Linked DNA regions of Homo sapiens: region 1 is linked to region 2. The links are chromatin contacts, found by POLR2A ChIA-PET in ENCODE. All regions are on one chromosome and are shown on one strand. Each heading gives the region's core, a stretch centred on a gene start or an enhancer-like site at or near the end of the contact. The rest is flanking DNA. Distances are from core to core; before and after follow the strand shown. Region 1 overlaps RASAL1 (RAS protein activator like 1). Region 2 overlaps RPH3A (rabphilin 3A).

The links. ChIA-PET counts read pairs that join two places held with the same protein, here RNA polymerase II (POLR2A).
Region 1: POLR2A ChIA-PET joins it to region 2 with 11 read pairs in HEK293T. The contact joins two enhancer-like sites. POLR2A ChIA-PET finds 5 or more read pairs at or near these places in 2 of 52 experiments (HEK293T and activated T-cell).

The regions. Positions count from the first base shown.
Region 1 is chr12:113,127,447-113,132,683 of GRCh38, forward strand. It overlaps RASAL1 (RAS protein activator like 1), which reads right to left. Exons shown (of 21, transcript NM_001301202.2): 2 at 3,439-3,495; 3 at 619-732; 4 at 366-427. Among named protein-coding and RNA genes, the nearest start is that of RASAL1, 5.7 kb to the right of the region's middle. Within about 2 kb of position 3,070, at least 4 of the 41 ENCODE cell types and tissues checked have a DNase peak (open chromatin) inside an H3K27ac peak, as active enhancers do.
Region 2 is chr12:112,796,364-112,802,293 of GRCh38, forward strand. All of the region lies in intron 2 of RPH3A (rabphilin 3A), which reads left to right. Among named protein-coding and RNA genes, the nearest start is that of RPH3A, 7.6 kb to the left of the region's middle. Within about 2 kb of position 2,173, at least 2 of the 41 ENCODE cell types and tissues checked have a DNase peak (open chromatin) inside an H3K27ac peak, as active enhancers do.

The DNA.
Region 1 (5,237 bases), core at 1,820-4,319, 330 kb after region 2:
ACCAGCTTGGGCAACATAGCAAGACTCCGTATCTATAAGATATTTCTGAAAAAATTAGCTGGGTGTGGTGGTGTGCACCTGTAATCCCAGCTACTCCAGAAGCTGAGATGGGAGGATCGCTTGAGCCCAGAGGTTCAAGATTGCAGTGAGCTATGATAGCACCACCGCACTCCAGCCTGGGTGACAGAGCAAGACCTCATCTCTAACAACAACAATTAAAAGCAAACAAAAAGTAAAGACAAAAGCAACAAGAGAAATAAGTTTCCACTGAAGGCTCTGTGCTTCACCGTGCCATGTGCTATGCCCCTGCAAATGCCCACCCTGGGCATGGCCCCCTCCTCCCTCTGCCCATGTCCCTCGCCCACCTCGGGGGTCGGCTGTAATCGCCTCCCTGCTCAGCGAGATCTTGCCGATGATGTCGTCGTGCCTGCAGGAAGGCGGGCACGTGAAGGTCTGAGTCAGGGGCCCCTTTGCCCCGCCCCAAGAGAAGTGGGGGCAGGTGTCAAGGTCTGGGTGGGAGGGCACACCCTCGTGGGCTGTGGACCCACATCCCCTCTCCCCTCAGGTGCCCAGGCTTGGGTCCCTAACCCACACATTCCACTTTCCCCAACCACAAACCCGACAGTGTCCTCATCCAGCACGTAGAAGGCCAGCTGGTGGAAATCCAGAGGCAGGTGCACCGTGTACTCCTCCCCCCAGAAGGGGCCCAGGCTCCTCCAGACAGTAGCTGTCCTGCAAAAGGAGGTGCAGGGGGCTGGGGTCCTCGGGCCACACAGGAGGCAGACACCTGGAGACCCAGACACACACACACACACACACACACACACACACACACGGGAATCCAGACACACACACACTCAGAGACCCCCCACATGAACCCAGTTAGAGGCCCAGACACACACACACACCCAAGGACAGCCACTCCAAGATCCTAGATATGTACTCACCCAGGGACACTGGAGCATGTATGAATCCAGGCATAGAAACACACACAGACCCCAACACTCACATACCCAGAGTATCAGACATACACCAGAGATCTCAACACACACACACACACACACACAGAGGCACATACACAAAACACACACATGATCCTACACACCCACATACAGGGCCCCAATACACATCTAAGGTCCCAGATACACAGAGACCAACAGACATGCATAGCAACCAACAGAAACATATGTGCAGATACACACACACGGATTCACACTGAGACAGAGTTGCTCACAGATACACCAAGGAGGCCAGAGACAGAGACACATTTACACATAAGCAGATACACATATGCACCCTCAGAAAGTCCTAAAAACATGTACCTTTGTGTTTGGAAATCCAGACACCAGACACATGCAGATAGACACATAGAAAACAGACACATATGAAAACATATGAAAATAGACATATGTCGGGAACACAGAGACACACTCAGAGATCCAGAGACACACTCTCACACACTTACAATGATACAAGGCAGGTACACATAGAGACACACACACAGTCATACAAACACACAGTCACTGACACACACACACACACACACACACACACACAATTCCATTCATTCATTTGTTCATTCGTTTACTCCATAAACATTCACTTGGACTATGGGCCCAGCCTGTGCTGGGCTCCAGGGATCAGAGGAACAGGTGTCAGGGCTGCTTACCCCACAGACCCCCCTTCCACAAGCAGGCGCTCTCTCCCAGCAATTAGGACATGGTGGGAGAAGTCCTGGGATTGGGGTTAGCTCAATCGCCCCTGGTTGGGTCGTGGGGGTAGGGTCGGAGGGGATTAGGGAAGGCTTCCTGTAGGAGCTAGTCAGGCAAAGTGGGGAGAGACAATGAGGACAAGGACAAGTATTCCAGAAGGCTGGAACAGCATGGGCAAAGGCCCTGTAGCAGGAATGAGTTTCGTGAGCTGAAGGAATAGGAAGGTGCCTGGTGGGAATGGGGGAGGGAGAGGGGCCAGGAGACAGGAGGTGAGCAGGGGACAGAGCACTCGGGGCTTTGAAGCACACAGTGAGCAGGAGGAAGGCACAGGAAGGATGGGGACCAAGATAAGCCCAGAAACAGGTGCACACACACAGCATCTCTGCCCTGACATCCCTGCAGGGGTACTTCCCTTTACCCAGCAGAGAACAGATTCTACTTGCCCGGTAAAGACACACCCACATTTGTGGATGCAAAGTTTGGTTCTCATACCTGTTGCTCCCTTCCTCCCTCCTTTCACCACACTGTGCCCTAAGAAAGAGTGCACATATGCGCGCGTGCGCGCACACACACACACACACCCCGCCTTCTTCCTCCAGCCCAGCGGCACCAACCTCAGATGGACCCCCAGTGCTTCCTCCCAAATACCCTCTTCCCCCAACCTGACCTTTTCCCAGCCAAAGGTCTTCTGAACATTCCCCAGCTCCTGAGCTGAAAGGCTTCTTACAGCCCAGAGAGGGAGAGACAGCAGCCTGGGGTCACACAGAAAATCAATCTGTGGGTTTGGGGTGGTGTCAGGGAATGTATCAAGGGGCCAGCATGAGCACTGGGAGGACAGTGGAGGGGAGTCAGTGGAGGGGGGAGCTACAGCTGACCCCTCCCCCAGGCAGGCTCCCCACCCCCAGCTCTGAGCCCATCTGGACCAGAATAGGAGCATCCTGAATCCTGCCGTCTCCATAGGAACCAAGGCCTCAGCCACCCACCAGCCCACCCACCCCCATCAGGCCTCCAGGGGCTGAGAGCTGTCCCTCGGCCTGCGGGGGTGGGAGCCAAGCAGGGCGCAGCCTGATATCCCCCTGCGAGACTCACTGACACCCCAAACATCCTCACACCTTCACATGTGTCCACACCGGTGCCTTTGTGACCAAATCAGCTGGCATTGGTGTTCACATGCATGTGCAGGGCAGCCATGTGCACGTGCATGTACATGCACCCTACACTGGTACACACACGTGAGCCTGTGCCCTGCACAGCCACGAGGACATACACACGTGGTCACAGGCACTCACACTAGCCCCGCAACATCCCCCACCCCCTGCAACTCACAAGCAGGCCCAGCTGGGCGGGTGCACACACAGACACACATGCACATGCCCACGCGCACAGACATCCCCAGTGCCCGCAGCACCCGGCAGGCCCGGAACCAACCAGTCCAGCCAAGCGTGAGATGCCCGCCCCCAGGGAGGCCACTGTAGGAGGCACAGGCTGGCAGCGCTGAGTCAGCCCCAGGGAGCCAGCAGGGACAGCATTAGGTCCAGAGGGGGAAGGCAGGGCTGGTCGGGGAGAGGAGCTGGCAGTCCCAGCTGGACACAAATCACCCACCTGCAGGCCCGCGAGTCCCCCTCAGGGTAAGCACTCCTTTAAATGTGAATTCTTGGTCCCAGATTCCCCAGGTCTAGAAAGAGACCCCTCCCTTCCTCCTCTCCCCCGTGTCGCCACCCCTCACCTGGCCACCACCTCGTCGTCCACTTTCACTAGGCAGTAGGGGTCGCTGCTCCCAGACCTGCAGAAGGAGGGAGTTCAGGGAGGAAGCAGGTTGAGAGGGCAGCCATGAGTGGAGGGTCCCAGTCATGACACAGGCAGGGGAGTCGGAGGCACAGACAGAGAAGGGGACTTGCCCAGGGTCACACAGCAAGTCCAGCTCAGAAGTAGAACCTTAGGGGACCAGCAGGAGATGTCACAGCTGCCCAGGCCACCACATCTGTGCACTCTGGGCTTCCACCCATAGAAATAGAACAGGGAGGCCTGAGGCCAGCAGGTTCTGAGTCCTGGCCTCGAAAAGCCCAAAGCAGAGGCCCAGAGCGTGTGTGGGGGGGGTGGGGGGGTCTTGAATGCCTGGCTTCACCACCCTCTGGCTGTGCCATCCCAGAGAGTCCCCTTCCCTCTCTGGGCCTCAGTTTCTCTGCTCTATAAATCAGGTGTGATGCTCACATACACCTCCTAGGGGGCTGGAGGAACTCAAATGCTGGGCCGGATCATGGTCTGGCCCCCAGCTCTCCCCTGCAGGGGCTTTAATGCTGTGTCCCCAGCTTTTCATTTCAATGGGAGCTTCCCTGGGAAGGGGACTCCCCATTCCTCAGCCCTCCATGGGGACAGACTCAGCAGACCCTCCCTACAGGCAAAGACCAGGGAACCCAGGCTTCAAAATCAACCCTCGAAATCTCTTAAGATGTGCTGCACCCCCTTAAGTAGCTATGAGTCATCTGCCAATTCAGGCCAGCTGCATCCCCCCTTCATAATAACAGTCACCAGCAAATCCCAAGCTGTCTAACAGGTCCCTCACTTCCTCCTCCATCCCATCATACAGGGCTTCTTTGTCTTTCATCAGGCCCCAGGCCAGCCTCAGGGCCTTTGCACCTGCTGTTCCCTTTGCCTAAGACACTTTAGCCCTGATACTGCCATGGCTGGCTCCTTCCTGCCATTCAAGTCTCAGTCCAAAGTCACCTCCTTGAGAGGCTGTCCCTGGCCACCACTGTCCTATCTAAAATGACCTCCACCTAAAATCATCTTCTTTCTTCTTCTTCTTCTTCTTTTTTTTTTTTTTTTTTTTTGAGACAGAGTCTCACCGTATCACCCAGGCTGGAGTGCAGTGGCGCGATCTTGGTTCACTGCAATCTCTGCCTCCCAAGTTCAAGCGATTCTCCTGCCTCAGCCTCCTGAGTAGCTGGGATTACAGGCACACACCACCACACCTGGCTAATTTTTTGCATTTTTAGTAGAGACAGGGTTTCACCATGCTGGCCAGGCTGGACTCCAACTCCTGGCCTCCAGTAATCCACCCGCCTCGGCCTCCCAAAGTGTTGGGATTACAGGCGTGAGCCACCACAGCCGGCCTCCCTTATTTCTCTATGCGTTTAGTATTGTCTCCCCACCTCCCTGCCACTTCCAAACTGTGAACTCCCTGGGGAGAGTCTGTGTCCCCCACTTCCCCACCCCTGGCCCCCACATCTGGCATGCATTTGGCCCTCTAGAGCTATTTCTGAATGACTGGGTTTATGGAGTGCTCTCTCTGGAGCACGGAGTAACAGTGGAGATAGGACTGGGACCCAGGTTTGTGGGCTCACACTCATGTTCTGAAACCAATGCCCCCTCTACCTATTCAAATGGCCCTCTCCCTCGATGCCCCAGCACCACTCCCTTGATCTCTGCCACCTTCTGTCTCTCCAGTTTGTATAGATCCACAAATGCCTCTGGGATGCCAGGAAAGAGGGACATTGGCGCTAAGAGTTGCCTCCAACCTGAACC
Region 2 (5,930 bases), core at 923-3,422:
TCCTCAGGTGCTACAGGGTGAGATCCTTAAGGGCCAAGGCTGTGATATCTTCATTTCTGGTGTCCGGGTCAGCACCCAGCAGGTGCTCAGCAATGACTTACTGAGTGAATGAATGAATGAAGCTCAACTGATTTACTAGCGAACATGTCAGTTTGGGGCCTGTGGTCCAGCCAGAGGCCTGCATACAGTAGGTGCTCAGTTAGTATTGATTATGATGAGTCAGTCGTTGGTGAAAGGTTTGAAAGGACTTGGCTCCTGCCTCAGATTTGCTACAGGCAAAGGACAGGCCTCTCTCTCTTCCTGCCATTGCTATTTATCATGCATTGCACATTTATTGACTACCTACAGTATGCCTGGCACCATGATGGGCATTGGGAATAAAATGGCAATAAAGACACAGTCCTGGCCCGGTGGGGTGGTTCATGCCTGTAATCCCAGCCCTTTGGGAGGCCAAGGTGGGTGGATTACTTGAGGTCAGGAGTTCAAGACCAGCCTGGTCAACATGGTAAATCCCAGTCTCTACTAAAAATACAAAAATTAGCTTGGTGTGGTGGTGTGTGCCTGCAACCCCAGCTATTTGGGTGGCTAAGGCAGGAGAATTACTTGAACCCGGGAGATAGAGGTTACAGTGAGTCGAGATCACACCACTGCACTCCAGCCTAGGGTAAGACTCTGTCTCAAAAAAAAAGACACGATCCTTTTTGGGACTTAGATAAAGTAAGTGGCTACCTACATAATGTGATCTTTGGTGGGGGGCTGTGGTACAAAGAGGGCTCCCCGAGTCACCCAAAGATATTCAGTTCACTGATACCTGAAATTTCCATCATTCAAGTTTCATTCTTTTTCTTAAGGCTCTGCTCTTGGTTAAAGAGCAGATGCTTTGGAGCGAGTTAATGCATCCAGCCTTATTAGTCATTCACACTTTAATGAGAAGCTATAAGAGCCTTTCCTAAAAGTGAAGCAGGCTTGGTTTCTTGGAGCAGGGGGAGGGGGCTGCATTACTAGGCTTGTAGGCAAAAGAGGGGCAAAGAACAGAGAAAGGTGGATGTTGCTGGATTTACATTCTGTTGGGGGGTAAAAAGCTCTTGATGCCCGGAGTCATCTGATTTCCTTTCTGCTACTGAATCCCACAGGAGTGTGACCTGGATTTAGCATGTCGCTCCCATTCCCTGCTAACCTCAGACAATTCCAAGGAGTCACTTTTTGCTAGGCAGGACCCCAGGACTCAGTTTCTCAGGTAGATTTGTGGCAAGGCCTTAATAATCAGCTGTCCAGCCAGGCTAGGTCTTTGGGATTTGCAGGCGGTGGCTTTGAGAGTGAATGAAAAAAAAAATTTTTTTTTTTTTGATAGGATCTTGCTCTGTCACCCAGGCTGGAGTGCAGTGGCGTGATGATCATAGCTCACTGCAGCCTTGAACTCCTGGGCTCAAGCGATCCTCTTGTCTCAGCCTGCCAAGTAGCTGGAAGTACAGACACGACCATGCTGGGCTAATTGTTTAATTTTTTGTGAAATGGAGATCTCTCTATGTTGCTCAGGCTGGTCTCAAACTCCTGGGCTCAAGCTATCCTCCTGCCTCGGCCTACCGAAGTGCTGGGATTCCAGCCGTGAGCCACTGCACCCAGCCAAAAGTGATTCTTCTTAGCCCAACTCTGCTCCCCATTTGGGCCAGGAAAAGAGGGAAGGCAGCAGTGCTGAGGGCCCAGGCTGCTGTATGCAATGTCACTGTGGTTTCCTCGAAGTAATTGTCTTGCTGTCATTGGTTTTAATGATATAACACACGCTTAAATCTCTTTGTAATGGAGCTCTGTCAGACTCTGGTTTAGTAATCCATCCAGTGAGCAAGATAACATGCCTCAGGAAGCTGGGTTTTTTACCACCCCCTGCAATTAATCAACAAGAGGAAACTCATCTGACAGCATCATAATGATGTTTGGTTCATGAAGGATTTATTTAGAGAGCGAGGGGGGGAAATATCTTCTCATCTCTCAATATAATCTGAGTGAGTTCATTCAGCTGCATTTTTCTTTCTTTTTCCTCTCTTTCTTTTCCTTTTCTTCCTTTTTAATGCACCTACACAATGACGAGTGGTGACTTGTGAATGGAAGCAGCTTTCAGCAGAGAACATATTATGTAAGCAGGTTTTGGTGCCAGCCATTGATGGCGGGGCGGCATTCTGGGGCTGCAGAGAAGAGAGATGGTTTCTCGAAGTTCGTTGGGAGGCTTTTCATGCAAGGTGCTGCCAAATGGCATCTGTGTGGTCCGCTCCATTGCACATCTTCCTCCCTGCCCCCTTTCCCCTTTCCGTCTCTGCCTTCCTGTGTTTTTCCTCTGTCACTGTGGTGCTAAGCCCCTAAGTCTCTGTCTTTATCTCTCCCCCTCTCTCTCCTTTTTCCCTGCCCCTGTCTCCTTACTTTTCCCACCCCTTAAATAATTCCCTGCTTTCTCCTTGCAGTCTCTCTTTTCTCCCCATCTTTCCCTCTCTCCCTTTCTCTCTCCTCTGCCCCTGGCCTCTCTTCCTTTCCTTTTCTCTCTCTCTCTCCGTCTTCCTCCTCTCCTAACTCCTCTGCCTTCCTCATCTCATCTTTAAGACACACAGAAATTACTTGTAAAGGGAATGCATTTGTGAATTCATGAGACTCCAGGTGATGAGGGCTCCAAGTAGGGTCACCAACCATTCAGCTTTGCTTGGAGCTGAAGGGGGTCCTGGGATATAGGACTTTGTGTTAAAACTGAGAGGCAGACCAGGGATGATGGCTCGCACTTGTAAATCCCTGCACTTTGGGAAGCCAGGGCAGGAAGATCGCTTGGAGCCAGGAGTTTGAGACCAGCCTGGGCAACATGTGAGACTCCTGTCTCTATAAAAAAGTTAAACAATTAGCTGGGCATGGTGGCACACACCTGTAGTCCCAGCTACTTGGGAGGCTGAGGCAGGAGGATCACTTGAGCCCAGGAGGCTGAGGCTACTGTGAGCTGTGGTTGTGCCACTGTACTACAGCCTCGGTGACAGGGTGAGACCCTGTGTCTAAAACAAAACAAAACAACAACAAAAAAGAATGGAAAGAGTACTGGGCAAACTGTGATGAGTTGGTCATCTTACCTCCAAGCCAAATGCTTGGAATTTTGTAGAATTTTCAAAAAGCCAAAGATTCAGCTTTCTGGGTGAGTTGCCTGCCTTTCTGCTCTGGTGGCACACAGTGGTTCTGAAGCCCTCCCAGGCTTGGCATTCTCTGCATGGCTCCGGCATGGACTATCTAGACACACAAAGGCCTTTCCCTCAGAGCTCAGAGGTCAGTCATGGGCAGGAGACTTACTCCCTTCACCTTCCCTAACCCCTGTCCCTGACAAGACTGATCACCCAGCTAGTTATTCGCTCATTGGTCACCCGGGGGATATAGGGTAGAGATTGCAGATGGTTCAATGCCCAAGCTTCTCAAACTTGAGCCTGCATCAGAACCCCTTGCAGGAGTTGTTAAAACACGGAGTTTGTGATTCAGTGGGACTAGGATGGAGCCTAAGAATTTGCACATCAAACGAGTTCCCAGGCAGTGTTGATGCTGCTGGCCCAGGGACCACACTGTGAGAACCCCTGCTCTAGACTCATTCCCCCATTCCCTCCTTTCCAGACAAGTCTTGTACACTGTTCTAGGCACTGCAGACTCAGCAGTGAGGGAGCCGGAGTTCCCTGCCCCCTGAAGCCGACAGCCCAGTGGGTGGCAAAACCAATAAACAAGTAAACACATAAACAAGAAAACTCCAGACCGCGTGAAGTGCCATGAAGGAAGGAGATAGGAAGACTCGATGGAGAATGACAAGTGATGGGTTGGGGGAGGGAGGGGCGAGACTAACTTATAAAAACAGCAGCCAGTGGAGGCTGAGTTTCTAGGAGGAAATAGCCATGAGTAGATGGTGAAGGGAGGGATGAGCCACACCTGGGAAGTGGGGGCAGTAAGTGCAAAAGCAGAGACAACTGTGGTGGCCCCAAGGGACAGACAGTCGGCTGGTGTGAGTGGGGTGAGGGTCACGTGATGGGGACAAAGGGAGACAGGAACAACAGGTTCAGATCAGGACCTCCAGATCTGGTTAGACAGGACCTCCCAGGGTAGCCAAGGAGTCTGGGTTCGATTTTATTTTGCAGGGAGCGTTTTATGCTAGAGTGATGTGACCTAATTTACAATGTTAGTAATGATTGTTTTGGTCTCTGAGTGGAGAGGGGAGTGCAGGAGGTGGGATGGAAGCCAGGGGACCAGTGAGGGGAGCTGTGATGGGGCAGGGACCAGGTGGTAGCAGAGAAGAAGGTGGTGACATTTGGGGTGAATTCTGCGGGAGTGCAGACGGGCTTTACTGATGGATCAGACATAAGGGGAGAAGGCCAGAGCAATCAGGGTCCACTCCAGTGGGACTGGAACTATTCCTGGCAATGGTGCAGCAGTTGTGATCCTGGGGACATGGAGAGGGGCCTTGGCTGTAACCAAGGGCCAATGGGTTAAGAGACAAGAACCCAGCAGTGTGTGCAGAGTCAAGGCCGTTCAGGGAGCTCTGCAAATGCCCGTTCCACGCTAGCTAAAATGCACGGTTCCCCTCTCCCCGGAAGAAAAGGCAGCAGCGTGGGTTTTTTGTTTTTTTTTCTTTTCTCTCCCATGAATAGTGGCTGGATTAATCTATCAGCATGAAGCAGGATATCGTAACTTGGCAAAGGGGATGACACCCTGTGAAGTGGCAAGCTGGGGTGTCTGGCCAAGCCTTTCTCCAGGGGCTGCGGGAAAGGCTGCTGGATGTGATGGAAGACGTGAGCTTCTGGTGTCTGCAGCTTCCTCTCTGATCTGATCTGAACCTGTTGTTCCTGGAGCTAGCTAGGCCCATTCAAAAAAGAACCAGCCGGACTGGGCTTGCACCTAAGGATGAAAGCAGGAGAAGCCAGCATTTGGAGCAGGAGCTGGGCCCTTGGCGGGGAAGGAGACTCATCACACAGAGCATGCAGCAGGCTTGCCTTTCAGATAGAACCTGCCGCTGTTTCTGTAGATGTTCTTTCTTCCTTTTTCTTTTCCTTGGAAGGGTTTATCTGACTGGGCAGGCCTATGTAGCCAGCCTTGGCCAACTTCCGCAGAGGGGTCCAGGCATGTCTTCTCATCTGAACGATGGATAAGTGCTTCGAGGAAAGCTCCCGAGGGAGAAATAAATGGTGCACACTCGTGTTGGTGACCCGGAGGGGGACTGTGGTTTTAATTATAATGAGAGGGGAACTGGCCTCATTTGTAGCCTGTCTGTTATTCACGGAGGACTCTTGGGCTTTGTAGATTAGAAGAATCTTTGTTAGGGTGCGAGATGATGAGAGTTGAGTTATTTTTCCCTTCCTGGTACACAGCCATCATTGATCCTTGCCCGCCTCTTCCTCCATTTTTCATTATTTATCCTCTTTTTTCCTCATACCCCATTCCCCTCCATTCATAGACAACCCTATTCTACTCTGTTTATGCGTATTTCTATTGCTTGTATATGTCCCTTCAAAACAGTATTTTTATAGATCTCATAGGTTCTCACTTCTTTTCCACTCAGCAGTATGTTTTTAAGATCCATCCACGTTGCAAGGTGGCATCTAATCTTTTGCTTCTAATTGTTGCTTTTCTCCAAGGCATCAGTCCCCTATTTTTTTCTCCATTTTTCTTATGTGAGTTTCCCTCCAGCAACCCAGAGTATTTCTGAAAATTTTTTTCTCTGCGCTGGCCAGCTGGGATTCTTTCAGGACAGGAAGACTCATTTTAACAGAGATTTAATGATTGTTTGGGCAACACAGGTAGATGCTTTGCTCTTTCACTTTTGATTCTTTGCCTAACAAATGCTGAGTGTCCTCATGACATCAGACACCATGCATGCATAGAGGGAGGCAGAAGAGAGCAGCTGGTTCTGGAGCTGGGTGGACATGGGTTCGAAT